2 separate regions of the Homo sapiens genome follow, and region 1 is linked to region 2. Evidence: chromatin loops called from intact Hi-C (ENCODE). Cell type or tissue: endothelial cell of umbilical vein. All regions are shown on one strand. Links, peaks and the distances in the headings refer to the core of each region. The heading gives the core; the rest is flanking DNA.

Region 1 (7,045 bases), core at 2,046-7,045, 53 kb before region 2:
CATACAAAATGCCATAACAGGGTGACTTAAACAACAGAAATTTATTTTCTCACAGTTCTGTAGGCTGGAAATTTGAGACCAAGATGACAGCATAGTTGAATTCTAGTGAGAGTCCACTTTCAGAGTTGCAGATGGCTGCCTTCTTGCTGTGTCCTCACATGGCAGAGAAAGCGAGCCACACTTTCTGTTATCTTTTCTTATGAGGACACTCACCCTACAGAATCAGGGCCCTAGCTTATGACTTCATTTAACTTAGATTACTTCTGTAAAAGCCCTATATTTAAATAGGGTCATAATGGGGGATTGGGATTCAGCACATGAATTTTGGGCAGACACAATTTAGTCCATAGCATAATTCTAATTTTCATTTTACTCCCCTTCTTCAACTCAGAAACTCGGTATCTTCCTGCTTCATCAAAGCTGCTCATTTTGTTCTCAGTCTTTTCTGCTTTGCTTAGTTTTACTCCCTGCCCGCCAACATACAACCTCCTAGAAATTTCCTTTCTGTGTATCTTCTAATTTTCATGAACAATTAGCTACCCTTTTTTTTTTTTAGTACCCTTGGCTAGGGAGGGTATATTAGTGTGCAAGTATTAATCATCTAGCCAATAATGACCAAATCTAGTTGAAATGCATGTGCACATTAAAAACACTTAAGGAGAAGTCTATCAACAAATCTGTATAGGCTAAGTGCTACATGACAAGTAGTATGCAAGAACTGGGAAAATAAAAATAAGAAAACTAAGACTGCAGCTCACAATAAATTTATACTAATGAAGGGATTTGATGCTCTTCAGTAGTAAAATCTGGGATTAAACACTCATTAAATTACATCACATAGTCAGAGACTCCTTAGTTTTTGGCAAGCAGGCCATGTATTTTCCAATTACAATAAAGACTCTGAGCTCAAATTGTGTGTTGTTGAGTGTGGATTTGATCTTCATATCTGGAGCAGATAATAAAGACATCAAATACTTTTACTTATTAAAAAATGTCTAGTAAACCTGTTATATTGTTTGAGTAGGCAAGCTTAATTGAATAACTATGTTCTTGAGGTATGAACCATAAACACAAAAATCATCATTTTTTCCCACAGAATTATGTATATTTCCAGTAAGTATTCATGCAAAATGACCTAATATTTTTGCCAAAAATATTGACATGGAAATATTTCTGAGTGTTTATTTTTCATCTAACATTTTTCATTGAGTCTAGCTTGGAAAGTGAAGGATAGAACAGATGATATTTTCATGCCTGTCCATTTAAAGATATTAAATATATCTTTTTATTACATGTTACTTCTAGAAACAAACATTATTAAACATGCATGAAAAATTAAAGTTATTTTTAGGAAAAAAGATAATTATTTATTGCTCAGTTTTTATTAACAGGCCGACATATATCTGCATAGTGCATCACCATATTTTCTGCCTTTCATTCAGAACTAGGCAAAGAGCAGATTAATGAATGAATGTCTTAGAGACAGGCATGGACCACAGCATCCCTCTACCCCTCCCCAAAAAACTAATAATTATTATAATGTTTCTCTCTTAGTATGACATAAAATTATTTTCTTTTAGGGAGGTTTCTATTAACATTTTTCTCATTACATGAAAATATAAATTGCAGATGATAACCTTTGTGAATTTACTTTATGCAAATATAGAATTATACAGTATATACTTATTGATAACCTGCTCCTTTTTACTCTCAGTATATTTTGTCTATCTTTTCTGGTCATTTAAGTTTCTTCCACAATCTCATTTCCTATTGGCTCTGGTTTAGGGCTGGTAAATAATTTATTTAAGAGTTACTTATAATTATGAATAATACTGTAAAGATTCCTTCATGTTTAAATAGTTTAAAAATATTTTGGCATGAGTGGAATTAAAAAGGAAAGTTAACACTAGTTTAGCTTTTAGTAAAATTTTAAAGAAAGAGGTATATTATGAAAAAGATAAGAGAGCTTCAATTCACTGTATTTAAATGTCACAAAATGTTTATCTAAAATGTCTAGGGTTTCTTGTTTTTCATTTGTATAAATTTAAGGGGTGCAAGTATAATTTTGTAACATGAATATATTGCATAGTGGTGAAGTTATGGCTTTTAGTGCATACACCACTCAAATACTGTACATTGTACCCATTAGGTAATTTCTCATCACTCATCCTCTCCCATCCTCGCCGCCCTTCCAAGTTTCAATTATCTATCATTTCACATTCTATGCCTACGTGTACACATTATTTGGCTCCAACTTATAAGTGAGAGCATGTGGTATTTGCCCATTTCTGAGTTGTTTCGCATAAAATAATGACGTCCAGTCCCACTCATGTTGCTGCAAAAGACATGATTTCATTTTTTTAATATCTGAGTAGTATTCCATAGTGTACCTATACTACATTTTCTTCATCTGATCTTCTGCTAATGGACAGTTAGGTTGATTCCATATCTTTTCTTTTGTGAATAGTGCTGCCATAAACATACAAGTGAGGGTATCTTTTGCTATCATGATTTATTTTCCTTTGGGTAGATACTCAGTAATGGGATTGCTGGATCAAATGGTAGTTCTAGTTTTAGTTCTCTGAGGATCCTCTATATTATTTTCCATAGAAGTGGTACTAGTTTACAGTCTCAGTAAGAGTGTATAAATGTTCCCTTTTCTGTGCATCCTCATCAACATTTGTTATTTTCTGTCTTTTTTGTGATAACTATTCTGACTGGTATAATACGGTATCTCATTGTGCTTTTAATTTGCATTTGTCTGATGATTTGTTACACTAAGTTTTTTTTCATATGTCTCTTGGTCATTTGTACGTCTTCTGCTGAAAAATGTGTATTCCTGTCCTTTGACTATTTTTAATGGAATTATTTATTTATTTATTGCTTTGTGTGAATTCCTTGTAAATTCTAAATATTAATCCATGTAGGATGCATAATTTGCAAATATTTTCTCCTATGCTGCAGGTTGTCTGTTCACTATTGGTTATTTCTTTTGCTGTACAGAAGCCAACTGATCTTTGACAAAGTTGACAAACTCATACACTGGGGAAGGGACACCCTTTTCAATAAATGGTGTTCGGAAAAATTGGATTGCTTGCTATATGCAGAAACATCAAACTGATCCCCTATTTCTTACCATACAAAAATTCACTCAAGATGGATTAAACACATGCAGGACCTAAAATGACTAAAATACTAGAAGAAAGCCTAGAAAAACTCTTTGGGACATTTGTCTAGGCAAAAAATAATAATAATAATAATCATGACCAAGACCTTAAAATATAAGCAACAAAAAATTCATAAATGGGAATTAATTAAACTAAATTGCTAGTTTTTGAAAAAGCTGTAAGACCAGACTGTTTTTCTAATGGAGTTTGATGAAGTAAGTCTTGAAAGATTAGTTGGAACCTGATGTTAGGGGGTCTTGGACACTGAGTTTACTTTGGTTTATAGGAAATTTTTCTCTGATATGAAACTATCAAAATTTTTTGAGAAGGTGATTAATATGAGTAAATATTTGTTTTTTTGGAATAATTTGCTCACAAAGTTGATTCAGTCATGTGATAATGTTTCAAACTCATATATGAAATCAGATAGGAGTCTAACACAGAAGGTCTATATTAGTAAGAAATTAAATTTAGTAGAAAACAAATCTCAAATATTGCAAGGTCTCTGAAAGCGGACGACAAAATACCATGGATTATTGGTTGCCAATATAGATTGAAGTGTACATTATTTTTCTAAAATATTTCTGGAAACAAAATAATGTGTATCTATCCATAAATGGAATCACCATACTTACTGTAACATAAGGACACATTAAGAAAGAGTTAACTTCAAAGACTAATGGATTTCAGTGGATAGAAATCAACAGATTTCTACTGAGCAGGACCATTTTCTCATTTTTCCTTTGCCAAGTTCTACAAGACTGAATAATTTAAGGAACTAGATGAGATAGGGAGTTAAGCAACCTGAGTTTTTGGTTGTTTCAAAACAAGCAAAAATGTCATTGCACACTGCCAAGAGGTGTTTCTAAAATGAGAGCCATGAGAGAAAGCAGATCATATGGATGTAAGAAAATAGAAAATAGAGGAAGTTGCGTAAATTGTCATGAGAGAATTGACTTAACAACCACTCCACTTTTATTTCCATTTTAGTTATGTACTTCTTAAGAAGCACATCTGATTTTTCGGTCTTGCTAGACATCATGAGAAAAGCTGTATGAACTCCTGCATCTCCACACAGTTCACCCAGGGGGCGTTCTAAGAGAGAATTTATCCTCCATTTGCTTCTCATCTCCTCCCTCCATTTCATCAAAGTTTCCCTCAATGGGAAATGACTCTCTGTACAGGCTCCCTCATCTGGCCTCTTCAACAACTGCTCTGGGACAGATTCTTTTTTTTTCCTGGAGAACTCAGGCTTTTCATTGTTGAATACTAAAAATTTCAAAGGCTTTTGTATTATTTCTATATTGATATCAAGAGATGCTACAAGCCACTAAGCAGTGTGAAGCCTGATATGTCTGCCTCTCTTCTAAGAATTTGACTTATGTATTTATTCAAGAACAAAGTTGAAGAGCAATTCCCAGGAGTTTGTTTACATTATTTCTGTTAAAATAAAAATCTAAATGTAAGTATGTCAATTAGAAATTAATGTGTGCAAATATCACATTTTTTATTTATTTAAATCAATCTTTATTTGTATCTGATAGTAAACCCACAGAAATTATGGAAAATTATATTTCTATTGTAATCAAAAAGTTTTTCTAAATTATGTCAAGTTTCTAGAATCCTACAGAGAATTAGAACAATTTGCTTTAGGAAATCCCCCTGATCCTTCAGTGTGGGCGCACATTGATTGCCACTGGAATACACAAGGTACAAGCCAGCATGACTGTTTCAGATCCTATGCATCTGGTTTTCTTTTTCTTTGCTTTGAGAATGATAATCTTTTAGAAGATGTCATGCTTCAGTGGTAAACCCCATAGATGCCAAATATTAGGTTGGCACAAAAGTAATTGTGGCTTTTGCCATTAAAAGTAATGGTAAAAACTGCAATTACTTTCGTGCCAACCTAATATTTGTGTGAGGTCTTACAAATTTCCTAAGGTAAGGTCAGAGAACAACGAACAAATCCCATCCTCTCTTTCTGCAGCCCAAGGATCTGCCATTTCTCAGCATGAGTAAACATTTGATTCTTTTTATCTCCATTCTCAAATCGCTTTTCTACATATCTTCTTTATATGAAATACTAGCATTATCTCTTCAAAGAACTTAGGAAAGTTAGAAAAAGCCTTCAACATGAACATTTGCTAAAATCTTCCCACAAACTAAAAAAAAAAAAATTTACACTTGAGATTTAGCAGATGTAAAAGGAGTACATCATTCCAAGATCATAAAATTCATCCAAAGATATGAAAATGTATATTATTCTATGAAAACAGTGCAACGTTATCTGACACTAGAAAAGGATAGTTTGACAAATGAAAATTATAGGCGAGTCTGATTTATGAATATTGATTCTTATTGACTCTCACTCTATCACTTAGATAGGTCAGGTAATGCTGTGGTATAAAAAGCTCCCAAATCTCATATGTTTAACAGAAAAAAAAAGTTTATTTTCCCTTATGCCCATTTTCTGGTTGTCGAAAGAACTCTATTCAATGAGTCATTCAGTGAACTAGAAGCTCACAAGCTCTATTGCAACATGTGCTTCCAAGATCTCTTTGGAAGGAGGAAGATCGTTCTGGACAGTTCAGACTTGTAATTAAATATTGCAGCCCAGAAGTGACACACAGGTCTTCCATTCACCATGAATTGGCTATGCCTAATTAAAGTTAGGGAAGAAAGAAGAGAAGAAACAAATATCAGTGAGTAGCACTAATGACTACCACATTTAGCAAGCAATGTCTACAAAAGTGATGACCTCAATTTCATCTACTGCATTCATTTCAAGAATACAGATAGGGCAACATTAGAAAAAATTATCAAGCAATTAATAACATTAAAAGATTAAAAGATGATTAGAAGATAAACAAAATTTTTAAATAATCCTACTTGGTGAAGTAAGAGTTAGATAGAATTCAATAGCCATTCATGATTTAAAAATATGCAAATGAAGAAAAACACAAATGAGACAGAATAAGAATTAAAAGAAACCTTGTTAATAAATTAAAAAGAAATATACATCAATACTATCATATCATAAGACATAAATCCTGAAAATATACTAATAATTAAAGTTATAAATAGTATCTAAGTAAATGAAGTATATTATATTCCAAAATTGAAGATGTCAATATGTCAAAGTTTTTTATTCATCTAAAAAGATATGCAGTTTAAATATAATCTCAATTAAAATCACATTTTTTAAAGACGAAAATCTGAATTTAATATTAAATGTGAAAATGTGAAGGTCAATGGGGTAGAGAGGGGCCTTTTCCTCACCAGTTATCAAAACTCACTACACAGCTACAGTGACTAAGACACTGTGGTATTGATACAGTGACACATAGATTGACATGTGGATTACACTACACAGTACAGAACCAGGCACACTTGGGCATGGAAACTTAGGCATGATGGAAGTGGTATTATATCCTTGGGGGAAATAATGAGAGTTTTGACATTTCAAAAAATGTCTATCCTTAGGGGGAAAATGAACAAGTACTTCACACAATTAAAGCAGACATACAGTTAAACAGAAGAAATAAGACATGGTGTTTGACAGATAAGGAGGATGATTAATCAATGACTGATTCATCATCGACTGAACATTTCAAAATAACTAAAAAAGAATAATTCAAATGTCTCTAGCACAAAGAAAAAATAAATATTTAAGATGATATCAAATTATCCTGATTTGGTTATGTGAATGTATCGAATTATCACATGTACCCAGAAAACATGCACATTTTTTACGTATCAATGAAAACTACAAAATGTTGATAAAGTTAAAATAACTCATTTCCTGGTAGATAAACCACCTAAATTTTATAGGCAAAATTTAAAACTTTAAAAGACAATGTAGATTATGTATAAATACC
Region 2 (9,136 bases), core at 1,868-6,867:
ATTGCTTTTACAGACCACTAAGGCCTTCAGGCATTTCAGAGAGAGATTTATAAGAGCCTTTAATCATTACCTCCTGGGCTTCTTGGCAGGCAAATGTGTGCTGCCAGGACTGCTTCCCCAGACTGTCTGTGATATCCGAAGAGCGCAAGCAAGGCAGCTACAAGTGTTATAAACAATACTTGGTCCCTGAAGCCCGCCTGTGGTATTGCTGTCTCTTTACTGGCCTTCATAACAATGTCAAACCAAAGCTTTGTGCTGGAGGATTTGTCTTCCGTAACACCATTGGGTAGGTAGGATAAAATAATAAATAATAATAATAGTTACTGAAAATAATCAACAAGATAGAGCAAGTAAAGGGCTCAGTGGCTATATGAAGCACAATCACTAACATACCCCAGGATTCTATCTAGGAAAATGAATGCATGTTAGATGTGTTATGCTTTCATAGGGTATTTTTTTTCTTTTCTTATCCTCTTCTCTTTTTCCTTCATTTTCCTTTTTTTCCTTTCTACTCCCCTAGCAGTTTTCTTTCCTTTCCTTCCTGATATTTTTTCCACTCATTCTCCAAGTTATTATTTCATTTTTTGTCTTGCTATTGTTAAACAGCACCTCACATACAAATCCAAACACATGAGAGAAAAGATCAGAGCTGTGTTGGTCAAAGAGAGGTAGGGTACTAGAATTGCTCAATATCCACATTTTTTTTATGTGGACCTTGGGTAAAGTCTATTGAACTCTAAGAAATGTAAATAATGCAATTTAAAAACAATATCCAGGACCAAAGAAATGTTTGTTTGTTTGTTTGTTTGTTTCTTCAATCTGGCACACAATACATGGGTGAAATGAATAGATAGAAGTGGACTTGTGTAATAGGCTTACTCATGGTAGTAGGGACCATATTCCCATACACTGGCTTTTAGATTATTTGGCTGTCTTTTTAAATGTTAGCCTTTTTGAAGTTCTTGGCAGAAAGAAGATAACTTTTCAAAATGCCTTTTAAATCAAAACAACACTTGGGAATTTTATTTTTAATATAAATTTATTATTTCATCTCTTCTCTTGTGTTAGGACTTACTCCTTATTTGTTTTAAACTTTAGCTTTTATATTTTGCACTATTTCTAGGTACCTAAGTTAGTCTTACATTTGATTATTTTACAGTTAATTTGTGTTTAGTTTGTGTTTTGCATTTGGGCAGTTTTAGAAAATAATGAGACAAAACATAACAAAATTAACATATTGCCACATAATGAGCTAAGAGAGAAAAATTATATATAGCCAAACAGTTTCAATAATTCACACTTGCCAAAATTATACAGGTTTCTAGGACTTAGTTTTCATATTCTCCAGTTGCATAAAATTCAATTAGAAAATAAAAACTAATTCAAGTAAACCCAAAGTAGGTAGTAAAATGATAGCAAAGCCTCAAATGATAAATTAAACTAACTGGTAGAAAGTAGAATTAATATATATTATTTTAAATGGTTATACTGTTTATTATTCCCCTAATATGCTAGCACTTTTGTTTGCATTTTGCATTCATTTCTGTTTTTCTTTAAGCCTAAAGTGCCTTTACTGTGTGTGTGTTTTTTTTGTTGGCAGTCTTTTTGTCTTAGAACAGTTTTAGGTTCATAGCAAAAGTTGAGTGGAAGGTAAAGAGATTTCTCAGATATTCCTGCCCCAACAGACGTACAGCCTCCATGACCATCAGTATTCACACCAGAGTTGTACATTTGTTATAATCTATATACCTATATTGGCATACCATTATCATCTCCATAGTTTGCATTAGGGCTCATGTTGCACATTCTACAGATATTGACAGACATTCGCACCATTTGTTGGCAGTCTTAACGTGTGCTTCTTAAAGTCATCTGGATTCTACCAGAAAAGTTACTCACTCAACTCCCTTAATTTATACAATATTATCCCATGGTTTTGATAGTCTTTTGTTATAGGTTTTTCTTCTCTAGTAGGATGTCAGTAAATTAGGAAGGGGGCTATTCCTTGTACCTTTTCATAGGCCCAGCATTTATCAAAGTGTCTTGAAAATAATATAAACTTTAATAATGTTACTGAATGAATGTAACCTGGAAACACAATGCATATTATGCACCCCGCCCCCCACCCTTTTATGGACCATTTTATCGGAGTCCCTTGATGAATGTTGTTTAAACAACAAACAAACAAATAACTTCAGGCCAGGACAGGGTGTGTCATCCTTAACAATTTCTTGTTTTTAATATAAACAAATGATTTATCTCATAACAGTGCAATGAGGACACCAATATGGAAGGACCATGACTTGAAGGAAAAAAAAATATCCTAGATGAGTGTTAAAATTACTGAGAACAACCTGTTCCAGCAACCATAGGATAGTAGGTGAAAAGGGACAGAAGAAGGCAACATAAAAATATGTACTGAAAAGACTTTCCAGTGATTTCTCATGAGAGTCTATCTTGAGAGCAGACAGGCTTATTGCAATCAGGAACTGAGGGGTTTTCAGGCTGGAGGATTCTGGCCTAAGGTGATACCAAGTAACAGAATTGCAAACAGTGACAAGCTCTGCAAATAGCAGCTGCAAATCAAAGAACAATCTCCATGTGTGCACAGTGTGGAAGGGACTGGAGGTTACAGATTGGTCTTTTCCTCTTCACCCACACACACAAATAGCAATCACTGACAGTAATGTCATCTTTGAATAGGAAGGGCGCAGAGAAGATTCATTCATTTGTGTATTTATGTATTTATTTTTATCTTGTGTACTTACTGTGAGGCAGTTTTATCAAGAATGATCCAATGTAATAAATTTCATACATAAAAGTCTAAATAAGATTATTTATTTGGTTAGAATAAATTTCTGTAGCTGATTTTGACCTCTAATAAAGACATTTTAATCTGATCCCTTTCGAAGTGGTAAACTGCCACCAGAATATATGCCCAATAGCATATTAAAATTATATTGCTATATTTTTGAAACAGTAGGATGTTGAATCAAAATCATCATCTCTGGGGAATGCTCCTGACATGTAACTTGTGTTATGCATTGCCTCCTCTGAGAGTGTGAGGAAAACTAATTCAATTCCTGGAAGGATAGACTGACTCAGATGCAATTCACATTCAGAGTGCCTCTAAAAAGAAGATAATGAAACTATCTGTATGATATCCAAGCATTTTCAGTGCCTGAAAAATAAAAGTAATTAGATATTCTTAATAAGTTGGTACTCTCCATTCTTTTTGCAAATATTAGAGGAAAAAAAGTAAAAGATCAATTTCAGGAAAGTGATTATTCAGAACTGAAATTATTTTTACTCAGATTCAGTACAAAGTCTCTATTAGGGACTTCTCACTTGTGAGGAAGCTGGAAAGGAGAAAACAGTACAACTCACTTCAAATTTGTTTTTGGCTTCCATCTCTGGGCACGTGAATTGAATAGTTAAATATTTTATTTCTTATAATCAGAATATGTAACAAGAAACAATTCATTTAGTCATCAGACACTATGTACTATTTTTATTATTATTTTTTAAACAGGGTGTATTAGTCAGGGTTCTCTTAGAGGCACAGAATTAATAAGATATGTATATATATTAAATTTATTAAGTATTAAATTACACAATCACAAGGTCCCACAATAGGCTGTCTGCAAGCTGAGGAGCAAGGAGGGCCTATCCAAGTCCCAAAACTGAAGAACTTGGAGTCCGAGATTCAAGGGGAGGGAGCATCCAGCGTGGAGAAAGATGTAGGCTGGGAGGCTAGTCCCATCTCTCCTTTTCATTTTCTGCCTGCTTTATATTCACTGGAAGCTGATTAGACAGTGCAAACTAGATTAAGGGTGGATCTGCCTTCCCCAGCCCACTGACTCAAATGTTAATCTCTTTTGGCAAAACCCACACAGACACACCCAGGATTAATACTTTGTATCCCTCAATCCAATCAAGTTGACACTCAGTATTAACCATCACACAGGATCTTACTCTTTGATTCAGATTGGAGTGCAGTGGCGTGATCTTGGCTCATTGCAACCTCTGCATCTCATGCTCAAGCAATCCTCCTGCCTCAGCCTCCTGAGTAGCTGGGATCACAGATGCACACCATCACACCTGGCTATTTTTTTTGTATTTTTTTGTAGAGATGGGGTTTTGCAGTGTTTCTTGGGCTGGTCTCAAACTCCTGAGCTCATGCTATCCACCTGCTTCAGCCTCACAAAGTGCTGAGATTACAGGCCTGAGCCAATGCACCTGGCCGACTATATACTATTCACTTTGGTAGTCACTAAAGAAAAAGAGACATGAATAAACCGACAACCTTGTCCTTGCAGAGATCACAGCCTCTCTTATCTGCAGCGGTCACAGAAAACTGATGTATTAACAAATAAGTACAGTGAATTGAGAAATACTGTCATAAACAAATGTCCTGTGTTCCAGGGCCACAGAATAAGCATCCAATATTTTGTGTAGTTGGGAAAATATAAAGTTTGAATAAATAAGGCTTCACAGAGGAAGCAATATTAGACACCACTTGAAAGATGAATAGGAATTTTCGTGGCTGAAAAGGAGGCCAAGAGGAAGGGCATTGGGGATATGACTCAAAAGCGAAAAGGAACATTACTCATGCTGAATGTATTTCCTAAAGTCTAAAGCTTAGATCATAAGAATGAACTTTGCCAGTAAATGGATTCTTAAGACAAATGAAATTTTTGTTTTTAAATAATATATTGCCCCCTCAGGGTTTTGAAAATATAACCTTCCTTACTCTTTGCACATAGAGGCATAATGAATAGTGGAAACAGCATCAGCTCTGAGGTTTGGTAAACTGAAGTTGAGATGCTACCTCAACTAATTATGAGCTAATTTACCTTTGACATGCACCTGAACTCTGAGCCTGAATTTCTGCAGGTATAAAGCGGTCATCAAAGCACTACTTCACAAGGTTTAGTAAGGAGCAAAGAAGATATTAATCTCAGACTTAGGGACACAGAACACAGGTAGAAAGATACATTGGAATATGACCTCTTGCTTTTCTCCATCTGTGTCCTAACTTCTACAAACTTTCACTGTGGTTACATATTTTTTTACTTTAAAGATGTAAGTCTATTTAAAATGTGATTTTGATTTTTTAATCAAAGGTAACGCTTTTAATAATCAGTCATTTTAGTTTCAATCTAAATATATTATATAGTCATACTTGAAATCAAGCTTACATGAGAAAAATTCAGTAGAACACATAGGAACTAAAACTAAACGCTGATTTTTTGACCAGTGGCAAGGTCTTCCTGTTTTTCAACTGCATCTGTCTTATTGTAGATTGAGTAGTTTTGGCTACCACATGTTATTCTTTTTTCTGAATCCACGTTATTTGTAGATGCTTTTTGAAGGACTTTGTCAGCAAGGCAATAAAATTTGGTAAATTGGCCCATACTTGCTGTAGTTTACCTACATCCCCAATTATTAATTTAGAGGGTAAGGAATAAAAGAATCAATGAAATAATTGTCACTCATCCTAGCAAATGTGCATGTACCTAGTTGATATTTTCATTGATCTAAAAACTTAAGGTAAATATTGATGTGGTGAAAGGAAATTCTTTAAGAGGAGCTTCCTGAATAGAAGATGGAGAAATTTTGTGGCATTTAAAAACTTAATGTCCTCTGAAATATGTTTTACTTGATTAAAACTTGGGAACTTTGGTTGCTTTACTTCCCATTTAACTGAAAGAAATGACAGCAGTGATATTAGCAGCAGTAGCAATCATTGAGTACCTATTTTGTGTTATATTATCACACTTAATCATGACAAAAAACTGTCATGTTAGCTGTCAATATCCGTATTTTGCAAATAAGAAACTGAAAGGTGAGTTAGTGAGATCACAGATGGCATAAGTGAGGGAGCCAATGTTAGAATGCAGACTTGTCTGATGCCAGTCCAGAGAATGTCCTTAATGCTACAGCACCTATTAATATTCCTGGTTTGCTATTACAATGAAACAATGCTCCCAAATTCCTTTTTTCTAGTACTCAATATTGTGCAATACAAACACGATGATCTTCCTAGTAGCTCTATTTTCATTTCTTCTGAGAGTCTTATTGCATGTTTCCCAGACACTAAGTTTCTGTGCCTCCTCTTGGCCATAAACTTTTCTTTTATTGTGCTCTTTCTCTTTTCTCCTTCCCCCAATCTAAGTTGACATGCTCTAGACCCATCTGTGCTCCAGTGGTTACTCTAGACTAGTGGACACTGTGACCTTATTTAGCCAATGTTGAGCACTAAAATTGGCCTTGTATTCTGATGTTCTTTCCAGATTCAACTCACTAGAACTTTGCTTTACAACGTTTCTTCCTCTCTGAGTAACTGACTTGGGTTTATTGGAAGAATATTCCAGATAAGTTGAGGGATTCCACATCATTTCACTCTCAAGAACATTTGTCATAAAAATCCTTTAATCTTGGACTAAGTTCAGAATAAGTTCTCATTCAGCTGAGTAAATTTCTTCTCTGACCTAGTCCCTTTCAGCTTGGACATTTCTTTTCTTTTTCTTCTTTTTTCATTTTACTTTAAGTTCTGGGATACATGTGCAGAGCATGCAGGTTTATTAAATAGGTATACATGTGCCACGGTGATTTGCTGCACCTATAAACCCACCACCTAGGTTTTAAGCCCAGCATGCATTAGGTATTTGTCCTAATCCTCTCCCTACCCTTGCTGCCATCCCCTGACAGGCCCTGGTGTGTGTGTCATGTTCCCCTCCCTGTGTCTATGTGTTCTCATCATTCAACTCCCACTTATGAATGAAAACACATGATGTTTGGTTTTCTGTTCTTATGTTAGTTTGCTGAGAATGATGGCTTCCAGCTTTATCTATGTCTCTGAAAATGACATGAACTCATTCTTTTTTATGGCTGCATAGTATTCCATGGTATATATGTGCCACATTTTCTTTATCCACTATACCATTGATGGGAGTTTCAGTTGATTCCAAGTCTTTGCTATTGTAAATAGTGCTGCAATAGACACATGTGTCTTTATAGTAGAATGATTTATAATCCTTTGGGTGTATACCCAGTAATGGGATTGCACCATTTTATAAACCAGGTATTTTAGGTTTGGGCCTTATAGGCTGATTGCTAATCTCAATGCAGTCTTTTGTTGCTAATTTTTTGGAATCAAAGCATAAATGAGATTGGAACCCCAATCATATATACTCCTGATAATTCAGTTTATGGTCTATGAACAGGAGTCTTCTTATAAAAATTATACCACATTTTCTTCTTAGGAGACCCTAATGGAAGGATTGGGACTTGGATCATTTTATCTACAAAAGATTACCTACAGAAATTCACAGTTTTATAAAACTATTAGACAACTTAAAGTTGCTTTAATCTAATTAACATTTTTTATAAACAAGGCATCTGATGCTAAGACCACTTAAGAGAATAATCCAAAATGATACAGAAAATTAGTAAGAGAAAATTGATTACTCCATTTAGGCATGTTTTCTTCTTAAACTTAAAGAATTGTGGATTTTGAGATTGGGTTCAAGATGGCTGCCTAGAAGAAGCAGCTATAATGCACCAGTCTTGCATGGAGAGAAAACAAAGTGGTGACTAGATACTCACTCTTCTCGTGGTTGTCTCTGATACCATGTTGGGATTCACCAAGAAAGTGAGGGACTCCACAGAGAACAGAGAGGGGTGAAGCTGGATAACTACCCACAGGGGACCAGTGCAATAATGGGAGAAGCTCCCTGACGTGAGGAAAGGATAAGTGACTGAGAATCCCCAGTAAATCCACACTTCCACTACAGACCTTTGTAATCCTGGGCATAGGAGAACCCCCCTGACCATTCCAACACACATACTCCCCAGCCTCAAGACCAATGCAGAGAGCCAACTAGGGTTTTTGCAGAGACCCCACTCAGGCCCACTTGGAGCCTCACAGGCTTTGGATTTCTGAGCACCCAAATGTCATGATCCAAATAGAGGCTGCAACTACAGTGCCAAGGAGCAGCCAGACTGTCTCACTCCTCCTCAGGCAAGGCTCGGCTCAGGCTTCCAGTGCACTGATCTCGCTGCCTGAACATTGCCAGTGGGCATAGCTCTGCATTCCCCTAGGAGCCCCCCAGATTGTAGGCCTTGCAACTACCCCCAGCCACCAGCCCCCACCCCCACCCCTGCTGTTTCTAGCCAGGCAAGGTTCACTGGTTTGGACTTCCAGCACAATGGCCCTGCCCTCACCTGAACTCTGCCAGCACTGGCAGCTCTGCATTCCTCTGGGGCAAAACTCCCAGAGTAAACAGATGATGCTTGGCATTTTTTCATGTCCCCACCAGGAAAGTTCAGCATCACTTGGATGGGAGAGAAGCATGAGGATGCCATGTGCCCCACAGCTGCCAGTCTCCATTGTTCCAGCTGAAGGGTCCTGCCCTTCCCACTGAAAGACCCATAGCACAGTCACACCGAACCTGACTGAACATTTCCCTGCAACCCAACCATTGAAGGCCTGTGATATTCCCTCCATCTAAGCATTCTGCCTGCCCCTACCTAAGAGTTCAGCCAGTGACCCAAGGACCAGCCTGCCACCCCAATCATAGCCAGCCCCTGAACTCTGAACTAGCCAAACTCTAAGCCAGGCCCTTCAGAACTCATACAAAATGTCTAGCAGCCATCTAGGGGCCTACAAACTAAGAACTACCTACTCCATTCTAACTTGCTGGTACCTGTCCACTTCCCTCAGGGCCTGAGGTCAGGCAGACCCAACCACCCAACACCACTACAACCAACACCCACTTTCATATGCTCAAGGATGGAGCTCCCATCCAGCATTGACAAGAAGCAGTAGTATTGCCGCATCGGAGAACAGATGAGCCATAAAGTTATCTATATGAGGGTATGCCCTGAAAGCACTCCTACTGTCATAAAACAGGCATTCCCCATGGCTCTCAGCCACATATTGTGGTACAGAGGTAGACTACAGTGTGCATCTAAACTAAGAGTCATGAGACCTGGAACAGGAGTGTGATAGGAAAACAAATCACATTCTTGCCTAGGTCAGTGAGCCAGTGAAACTTTCTCACTCCCCTGAAGAGACCTCAGCACATTTCACCAGGAACTCCTCTCAGTCAGCTTTCTGAGGGCTAGTGCC

What was found. A loop is a pair of places that touch in the nucleus more often than their neighbours do. Peaks named below come from ENCODE experiments on the same cell type or tissue, not always from the same donor. Only the 100,000 strongest peaks of a DNase experiment are listed, where the experiment ranks them.
Region 1: it touches region 2 in a loop (3-fold over the local background); 2 of 110 quality-filtered maps call a loop at or near these places.

The regions. Positions count from the first base shown.
Region 1 is chr13:65,964,372-65,971,416 of GRCh38, reverse strand. It overlaps MIR548X2 (microRNA 548x-2), which reads left to right and starts at 4,988; the gene lies at 4,988-5,087. In endothelial cell of umbilical vein, for the core only: a CTCF peak has its summit at 4,302; no DNase peak of the experiment used is centred there.
Region 2 is chr13:65,908,840-65,917,975 of GRCh38, reverse strand. LOC105370243 (a long non-coding RNA gene) reads right to left here. Exons shown (of 3, transcript XR_942033.2): 3 at 2,869-3,181. Among named protein-coding and RNA genes, the nearest start is that of LINC01052, 47 kb to the right of the region's middle. RefSeq lists an enhancer at 3,702-4,901. In endothelial cell of umbilical vein, for the core only: no CTCF peak of the experiment used is centred there; DNase peaks (open chromatin) are centred at 3,075, 4,565 and 5,235; H3K27ac peaks cover 3,857 bases.